Regions from separate parts of the Mus musculus genome. Here region 2 is linked to region 1. The links are chromatin contacts, found by Hi-C or POLR2A ChIA-PET in ENCODE. All regions are on one chromosome and are shown on one strand. The core of a region is the stretch at or near the end of the contact, and the rest is flanking DNA. Distances in the headings are between cores, read along the strand shown.

Region 1 (4,943 bases), core at 1,770-4,269:
ATACTGCCAGGGTCTGCTGGGACTGTCCTATGTGGAGGCAGTCAGTGGAGCTCACCAACATGGCCCAAGGGGTAAAGCCCTTGTTGCAAAGGGGCTGCTAATCCAGATGGACAGCCACACAGAACAGGGTACCTGTATAACCTGGGGGGCAGGGGTGTCTCTAGACCTCTTCCTTGACAACTTTTTTTTTTTTTTAGTTTTTCAAGACAGGGTTTCTCTGTGTAGCCCTGGCTGTCCTGGAACTCACTCTGTAGACCAGGCTGGCCTCGAACTCAGAGATCTGCCTGCCTCTGCCTCCCAAGTGCGTACGCCACCACTGCCTGGCCCCTGATAACTTCTATCATCGCTTTTTGTGATAGGCTGTCCGGTACCATAGCTTAGCCTGGAACTCAGGTAGCTAAGGATGACCTTGAACCCCATGCTGTGCCCGAGGTCTTTGGCCAGTCTTCTCTTCATTTTCAACACTGTAGCAAGCTTTCTGCACTGCAGGGTGCAAGCAGCTGGCCAAGCCACTGGGGATGGACTTGGCCTGCACCTTTCTCTACTCTAAAGCACTGGCTGAGCCCTCTGCCCCATGTCTCCGTCACACCACAGATGGGATGGGGCCATCTATACACAGGGCTCCCTGCCCCTTCCCAGAGGAACCCTCCATTGTACACCTGCCTACCACCTCAGGGTTTAGTCACTGCACTGATTTCATTCTAACAAACAGCCACTTACACACCTGGCACACTATGCTTCCGGCCTTCAGAGATGGCTCAGTAGTTCAGAGCAGCTTCTCCCCAGGAGGACCCAGGCTCAGCTCCCACCACCCACAGCTGCTCAGTCACCTATAACTCCCTTTTCTGACATCTATGGGCACAAGGCATGCACAGGGTGCAGACATGTATGTAGGCAAATGAGCCATACAGATAAAATGTAAAAGAAAAAGTTAAACGCACAGCACCTAAAACCCGGCTCGGCAAGCTCTAGGCCAGCTTGAGCCACAAACAAAACTTGCCAGGCTGTGGTAGCACATGCCTTTATTTAATCCCAGCACTGAAGGCGGATCCCTATCGGAGTTGGAGGCCAGCCTGATCAGGGCTACATAGAGAAACCCTGTCTCAAGAAACAAACAGCCAGCCAGGCACAATGGCACACCTTCAATCCCAGCATTCAGGGGACAGACGTGAAGATCTCTTGAGTTCAAGGCCAGTCCGAGCCACACAATGAGACCCTGTTTAAATCAACCAACCAATCACTGACAGCAGAAACCCCTTGCCTTCATTGAGATGGGAGCAGGGCCAGAGATCTAAGGGCAGAAATGGTTAAAGCTGGTAAGAGGAGACTTGCAGGGTCCACCACAACTATAAAGGGAAAGTCAGGAATAGTTGTCTTTACTAAAGCAAACAAGGGTCCAAACTGAAGGCCTAGAGGATCTGCCCAGCCCTGGCTGGCTGTAGGGCCAGGGAACTAGGAGGCAACCTGCAAGAGCTGAGACACTTTTTAAGCAGACAGCTGTGCAGAGGCCAATAGCCTGTACTGAAGCCACCTAGGTGTGTAGTTGAGAGGGAGGGTCTCGCTGCATCATCTCCAAGGCTGGGACTAAAGGCGTGGATCACCACCCCTGGCAGCAGCAATGCCTTCACAGGGATGGGAATTCTCCCCGGGGCTATTTATTTAGGCTGAGCAAACAAGCTTTCCTGCGGATACACACCCAGTAACCTGGAGTTTAGGACCGTTTTGGGGGTGGGGAAGCAAACACTGGATCACCCCAGAAAAACTCAGTGGAACCACTTGAGAAGCCTGAAATCACGTGATCAGTTCTAAACTTGGGAAATTGGGCGCGTCCTTCTAAGAATCTGCAAGCCTACACGGGCCTCCTGGCTGCCAGTCTCCTTCCTTACAGCACTGGGGATGATCGCTGCTTACTGGAAGTGTAAGAATTTATAACAGAAAGCTAATGGGACTCTGCCACTAGGCGGACCCTGAGCTTCACCGCCCTAAGCCCCACCCAGGTGCTTCAGCTACAAAGGGTCGGTTTGGGGTGAGCCCTACCTAAATCCATCCACCTTGTAAACATTCCCGCAGTCTGGATAGTGGAAACTCTAGAGCTCCAACCTAAATCCCTCCAAACTCACTGGAAAGGAGCAAGACCGGTCCTGGCCTCCTCAAAGGGGCCGCTTTGAACATCTGTGTGGGGAACCTCTCAACTGTCAGTGCCCACCAGTTTAGGTCCAATAAAGTCAAAAAGCAAAGGAAAGCCGCAGCAATCGGATGCCCGCGCTTTCTTCAGAATAGCTGGGTTAGGGAGAGAGGGAAGGCAATCTAGAGAAAAACAATCGCAAGCCAGATGGAGCTTCGGAGAGATTACCCCCGGCCACTCTGGGGACCCGCGTCAGAGCTAATGTTTGTGCACGGCTCATTTTCCCCAACCCACACTCCTTTCTTGAGGGCTGTTCCAGAATAACTTAAGATCAGTACAAGCAAACAAAACAAAACAGCTGTTAAGTTTCCGTTATGAGACAAAGGCCACCCCCCCCTCCACACACACACATATGCCCAAGACGACTTCGGGTGCAAAGGCGGCTGGGTGCTGCTCCGAGGCTTGCGGGGCGCCCGGACCTGGGGCCCACGAAGGACACAGCCAAGCGCGCAGAGCCTGCGGTACCCTACGCCACCGGGGTCGGGCCTCCAGTCCCGCAGGGGACGCCGAGCCCATCGGCGACCGACGGCCAAGGCGACGCTGAGCACCCGAGCTACCCCGGAGACCGAACCCCCCCGAGACCAATATCCCACTGGCTGCGTCGCTCCGGGCCCCGCCGGGTCTCGGCCCCGCAAGACACCACCGGCGTCCGGGCATTCAGCGCTCCCGGCACCCGGATCTCCCATCCCCGGGCCCGCGGGGCTCACCAAAGCTCCGGCGCTGCTTGAAGGTCTTCTCGGACGGCATGGCGCGCGGGGGTCCCGAGCCAGACGATCTGACTCCGGCGACGATCACTTCCCTTGTGTGTGTCTCAGTCCGCAGCCGAGTCAGGTGACTCGCGGCGCGTCACCGAGGGTGGGGCCGAGGGCGGCCCCCGAGAGCGGCCATGACAGGCGTGGCGGAAGCTCGGCGGCGCGCAAGCGTGCACGCGCCCAAGCCATGCGCCTGCGCCTACGCCAGCTACGCTGGGCGCTCGCTGGGCACACGCTGGGCGAGCATCTGTTAACTGTCTGCGTGGGTCGGGCGCTGGTGCGATGGAGTCCTGCAGACTTCATTCCCCTTCAGTCCTTGCATGATCCAGCTGGTGGTCCAATGTCCGCTCCCTTGCCGCTGTATTTGATATTCCTAAATTCTACCCACCCCCAACCCAAATAACAAAAAACTGACTTGTGGTCTTGCCTGCTAAATCTTTACGATTATGGAGACGTCTGGAGACTTATGGTTGGATCTGATCTTGTGGCTCTTCCCCTGCGAGTCTTGTGCTGCCATAAACACAAGTATTTACTCCTAAGTCGAAGTCGCAGAGAAGCAAGGTCTTAGGGACTACAGACTTGTCACTGGAGGGCAAGATCAATGACTTGTTCCAGCAAAAAGAAAGACGATGACAACACCTGCTGTGCAACCTGTCCACTCTCTCTTCCCATAAAAGCCCTTTTATGTGTCTGAGCTTGCTGAGCATGGAATTTGAGGGGCATGGCTCACCTATCTTTCCAGGGTGCTAGCCCATGTGTGCCCTCATTTCCTTACTACCACCTATCACGTTTTTTGTTTTTTTAGATTTTTTTGGTTGGTGAGCAATCAGACTGTGTCCAGGAACTGCAGCAGAGGCCTGATCCCGACAGGATCCACCTTGGAAAGCCACAGAGCACAGTTCTGTCCCAAGAGCTTTATCTCAGCTGTCCCTTCTCAGACAGATCCTTCTACCTCAGGTGACCCCAGGGTGGCTTTATCACAGGCATGTCCTCACTTTGACTCCTGCTGAGCCTGGGCCTGATTACAGGCTAGGACAGGTTTCAGTCTCCTCAGGCCAGGCCAATGGTCAGTCAGCCACGGTTTAGCACTTTCTCTGGGCCTCAAGCTACTTCCTATCTTCAGTTTGTAGGAGCAGGTGACAGACAGGTCTAGAGTGTGGAGCAGCCACCTCACCCCCATCCCACCCCCAGTGATGCCACATCTGAGCCAGCCTTGTGACCCTGCAGACCTACCACCTGACACTGTACTATCCCTACAGCCCAGACTTCCTCCTTTAAATGGAAATAACCTTCTTCAAGTGCTGTTTGTCCAAGGGATCTTCTACATCTCTGTGACCGGGAAAAGCTGAAAACACATTATGGAGTGAAATCCTGAGGGCTGGTTACTTTCCTTTGTTTGCTTGCTTTGCATTGTTAATTGCCCGAACTTTGTTGTTTTGTATGAAGCTTCTGGTCTGAGGTGCAAGAGACCAGGCTAAAAGTCAAAATGGAAGCCAGATCTGGTGTCCCAAGGCATGTCATCCTAGCACACTGGAGACTGAAGCAGGCTTATCAGAAGTTCAAGGCCAAGTGGGACTCGGTGCCTAGGCCTTTATCTCAGTGTCCAGAAGGGAGATGCAGTCTGGTTTCTGTGAGTCTGAAATAGCCTGTTCTACACAACAAATTCCTACATTGTGAGAACCTGTCTCACAAGGAGAAGAAGGGTGGCACGCATGGGACTGGTGAGATGGTCCGGTGGTTAAGAACACTGGCTGCCAGAGAAACCCTGTCTTGAAAAACCAAAAAAAAAAAAAAAAAAACAAAACAAAAAAACCAACCACCACTGGCTGCTCTAGTTGAGGACCTGGATTTGGTTCTCAGACCCACATGGCAGCTCAGCTGTAACTCCCACTCTGGGGGATCTAACATCCTCTTCTGGTCTCCTCAGGCAAGGGCACACACATGGTACATATGTAAACATACAGGCAAACACTCATACACATGAAGTCTTGAAGTAAAAACCTTTA
Region 2 (4,757 bases), core at 907-3,406, 350 kb before region 1:
ATTAGTAGCGTCCAATTCCTGAGCCCCAGGACCCTTGCCCTTAACCCACTTGGCACCAAGCTGCCCTACAGAGAGAACCTCCCGCGAGCACCTTCCAGGCAGCAGGAAGGAGCCATCTTGGAAGTGAGGGTACCACACCACATGTCAGCACAAACAGCACTGCAAGGAACAGAGATGAGCATGGACCATGGAGCCTATCCGGAAACGAAGTGCACGCTTGTAACCCTGTCAGCCATGGTTGCTTCTCTCCCCCCCCCCCCAGCCCCGCCCCCCCTTCGACATATTTCCTTAGGCAGCAATGACAGCCATGGCACAAACGCCCATGGCAGCTTGTTTCCCCCACTGTGCTGATTGAGAGTTTGGGTGACTGACTGTGTTGCCCAGGCATCCACTGTGCTCCTTGTGTGTGTCCCAGAACGTGAAGAGCAGGGTGACTGCGTGTACCTGAATACCTCCTGCTGGCCCCCACATTTAGCTGCACTTTCTTCCCAGTTCCATCTCCATATTGTTTTTGTGGGATGGGTTCAAAAACGCTTGGGACCCGGTCACTTGCCAGCTAGGGGACACTCCCGACACAGGTCACCACTCTGGGATGCGGGTTCCTCCATGGGCAGAACAGACACAGTGTCAGGGGCTGTCAGGGAACCAGGAAACAAGAAGGTAGCTTAAGGAAATAAAAGGAGTTTATCTGTGCCTGCAAGATGACCCACCTGGTGAAGATGATTGCCTGGTGGCTCTGGGACACACGCTGGCAGACAGAAGTGATTCCCACAAGTTGTCCTCTGCCCTCAACATGTGTCTGCATGCATGTGCACAAAGAAATAAGATGTACTTTAGATGTTTATTCCTTTTGGAAAATCAATTTATTGATTATATAACTGAATGTAAAAATAATAATAATAAAGGCTGCAAGGCAGGGTGGCACTCGCCTTTAATCCTGGCACCTGGGAGGCAGCGGCAGGAGAGCTCTGTGAGTTCGAGGCCAGCCTGGTCTACAGAGCGAGTTCCATGATGTGAGTCTGATGTCACGGATGCCAGGCCTTATATCCACAAAGTACAGATGACTAGGATGAAGGGTGAATGAGCTGTGGGCACCAGAGAGGGAAAGAGGGAAGGGGAGAGAGAGAGAGAGAGAGAGAGAGAGAGAGAGAGAGAGAGAGAGGGAGAGAGAGAGAGAGAGAGAGAGAGAGGAGAAGAGGAAAGGAATTGTGCTTCATATTTTTGTATTGTTTTCAATTTTTGCACTATATATGTATATATACATATGTGTGTATGTATATGTGTGTGTGTGTGTGTGTATATATATATATATATATATATATATATATATATATAAAATTTGAGAAAAGGTTTCATTGTGTAGCCCTGGCTCTCCTAGAACTCACCCTGTAGACCAGGCTGGCCTCGAACTCAGAAATCTGCCTGCCTCTCCCTCCCAAGTGCTGGAATTAAAAGTGTGTGCCACCACTGCCCGGCCAGACTCCAATTTTAAAGCAACAGCAGTGGTGGAAGATCTTACACACACGCCACCCATCCCTGTGGGCTCCTTTGGAAAAAAGCATTGGAGGATGGACAGACTGCTCCTCCAGTCAGAAAGAGGCTCCCTGGGGCTGACCCAAAATTCCAAGTGTCATAGCCAGAGCCACCAAATAGAAGTTGTCCCTACGTGGACCCTTCATGCATGAGAAGAACACTGTTGACATCCATGGCAAACCTCTGGGCAGGACCCAGGGCATCCTGTCTCAGGGGAATACATTGGAATCAAGGCTGCGGAGATGGGCCCCAGGAACCTCCAGCTTCCCTCAGCAATCGGGACACCCGGTCACAGCCCCACTCAGCCAAGGCACTGTGCCTCCACCCCTCCTTATGCTCTTGAACCTGTCCTCTCCTGTCTTGTGTGACAGCTCTGTGCCTGCCCTACATGTCCCCAACACAGGGTCAATACTACAGGGGACAGGGACTTTGCCCTCACCCATCCTTCACATCCTTTCCTGCTGCTCTTGGGGGACCCATGTCAAGTTTAGCACTCTGGCAGGCTTGCCCAGCTGTTTACCAGGCCAAAGCAGTGACCAGAGTGGCCTGTTCCCAGCCAAGGCCACTGGGTCCCCAATCACCCACTCCTGAGCTGGGACAGGCAAGAGTTGAAATTTAACCACTAGGTTCAGAGGTTTTAATGAGTTCCTCAAAAGGACAGAGATGCACCTAACTCTGAGGTGGCCCTGACCAAAGCAAGGGCATACAGTGGGCCACTACCCCGTGCTGCTCAGAGCCAAGATGCTCAGGAGAGACCCCCGCAAGCCCTTAGCCATCCTCAGGCATGTGGGACTTCTCTGTGCCACAGGGCCACAGCGCTGGCGTTTCCAGCATTCCTGTGCAGAGGAACACAGCAACTGTGCCCGTAAGTAGATTCTCATACTGTCCCAGGTGAGATTTAATGGTGGTGCAGTCTTAGGGTGGCTTTAAGAGGCAACATGGTTGGCTTCCGTTCTGATTTGTACAATATCTCTGGTATCTGGTGATCCCAAGTGAGTCATTTAACTCTGTGTAACTCGGGGGCTAAAGGGACTAAGAGGTATTGCAAATAACTAGGGCATGCTCCAAGCCTCCAGCTGGGCCCAAGATGCTTCTGGACATTTGAACTGCCCAAACTGCAGATTTTGGGTTTTAGCATTTGGAAGGGCCAGGCCCGGAGGCCTTCCTGTAGACGAAAGGTGACCTTTGAGAGCTTGAGTAAATGGCCTGCCTCCTTAAACCTCGGTTTCCACATCCACAGGGCAGGCAAGATGGATGCTGTCTGCAGCATCCGGTGGGAAGGCAGTGGGAAGCCCGGTGCACACAGGCTCCTCTGTTCATCCCAGGGTGCCCAGCCTCACACAAACCCCAGGACTGCCCGAGAAGCTGCCAGGCCTGGAGGGTGGGTGGGCAAGCAGCTCTTGCAACCCTGACAGCCTGGTTGCTGAGTGCCCAAAGCCCAGAGACTAGACTAGCAGCGGGAGAGGCTCAAGGCTCCAAGGTCCAAGAACTGGCTGCCCACCACCCTGGGTTTTCGGGCTCACGGCTCTCAGGTTGGAGGCTCGTGGCTCTGAGCTTTAACCCCGGCACTTGGCATCTGCTGTAGCCCTTGGCTCTGACCAGCAGTGAGCAGCCGCAGACAGCACTTGCTAGTGTTACTGTGCAGGAATGTGCCTAGGGTTAGGGATCTTCAGCTCACGACAGGAGTGTGTCAGCTGTAGGTGCCATGCCTACAGTGTCTGAAATTTCACCCTTAAGGTTTGGCAGCTCTCTGGAACTCATCTGGTGACCGAGGCTGGCAGCCTCTTACCTTCCATCTTCATAAGGCCTAATGTCACCAGTGTCCCAACCTGGACACTCTGGGACTCTTCAGCTGTCCTCCTAAGGCAGCTGTGGACACTCCTATCAATACTGCTACCTTCTCCCCTCCCCCCTGCCATACACACACACACACACACACACACACACACACACACACACACACACTCACACACCTCTTACCTGCTCATCCCAAACACAAGGTCACCTGAGAGAAGCCTTCCACACCCCACCCTACCCCAGATGGTGTTTCTGTGTAGTCCTGGCTGTCCTGGGACTCTGTAGACCAAGCTGGCCTTGAACTCAGAGATCCACCTGCCTCTGCCTTGAAAGTGCTGGGATTAAAGGTGTGTGTCACCAGGCCCTGCACGAGGATCTTTTTTTTTTTTCTTTTGATCTAACGTTGCAAAATGAGAGGTCAGAACAGGGAGGGGTCAGTGTCCACCAGCTGACTCCAAAAGGAAACTGATAATTAGTTACACAGCCAGGGATGGGTGTGACAGGTTCTGGACCAATTATAGCACAGCCCTGCATGCAAAGGAAAGAGAGGGCTTGTACCATCACAGGCCATTCTGCTGGGTGTTCACCCCCTCCTCAGCCTGGACCTACACAGTTCCAGGGGTGACTGAAATTCACCAAGGCTGGTCTTGTAATCTGCAGTGCTGGAGAGGTAGAGACAAGCAGATACTAGGGGCTCAGTGGCCAGCAAACCTTGAATAATCTGTGAGTTTCAAGGCAATGAAAGACCCTGTCTGAGAGAGAGAGAGAGAGAGAGAGAGAGAGAGAGAGAAGAAGAAGAAGGAGGAGGAGGAGGAGGAGGAGGAGGAGGAGGAGGAGGAGGAGGGAAGGAATGAAGAGAAAGGAAGGGAGGGAGGAAGGAAGGAAGGAAGGGAGGGAGGGAGGAAGGGAGGGAGGGAGGGAGGAAGGAAGGAAGGAAGGAAGGAAGGAAGGAAGGAAGGAAGGAAGGAAGGAAGGAAGGAAGGAAAAAATGAAGAAACGAAGAAAGTGCAAAGAAAAGACATCTGAAATGGGTGGGTAGGGGAGTGGGGGGAGGGCATGGGGGACTTTTGGGCTAGCATTGGAAATGTAATTGAGGAAAATACGTAATGAAAAAGAAAAAGACGTCTGAGAAATAACCCACAAGATTGCACTCCTCCCTCTGCAAGCATCCAGGCAGGTGGACTCCTCTACACAAAGGTTTAACTCTCAAGGAGAACCATCTACCAACCATTGACAGCTCCTGGCAGCACGTCCCTGGAAGTCTTTTGGGTTCGTTTGGTTGAGACATGGTCTCGCTATGTATCACGGAACTCTCAGGTTGTCCTGAGACTCGCTGTGTACACCCAGCTGGCCTTAAATCCAAGATGCACCTGTCTGCCTCCAGCGTGCTGGAGCAAAGACACTTGGGCATGAGCTCGGTTCTCGAT

The links. Hi-C counts contacts between places; a loop is a spot of excess contacts on that map. ChIA-PET counts read pairs that join two places held with the same protein, here RNA polymerase II (POLR2A).
Region 2: a map of CH12.LX shows a loop between it and region 1 (4-fold over the local background). The contact joins the promoter of Car5a here to the promoter of Map1lc3b in region 1. A Hi-C loop is called at or near these places in 1 of 37 maps with a recorded cell type or tissue (CH12.LX). POLR2A ChIA-PET finds 5 or more read pairs at or near these places in 2 of 5 experiments (both embryonic stem cell).

What each region holds. Positions count from the first base shown.
Region 1 is chr8:121,588,514-121,593,456 of GRCm38, reverse strand. Map1lc3b (microtubule-associated protein 1 light chain 3 beta) reads right to left here and starts at 3,019. Exons shown (of 4, transcript NM_026160.5): 1 at 2,893-3,019. The coding sequence starts at 2,932.
Region 2 is chr8:121,942,311-121,947,067 of GRCm38, reverse strand. Car5a (carbonic anhydrase 5a, mitochondrial) reads left to right here and starts at 2,156. Exons shown (of 7, transcript NM_007608.2): 1 at 2,156-2,398. The coding sequence starts at 2,275.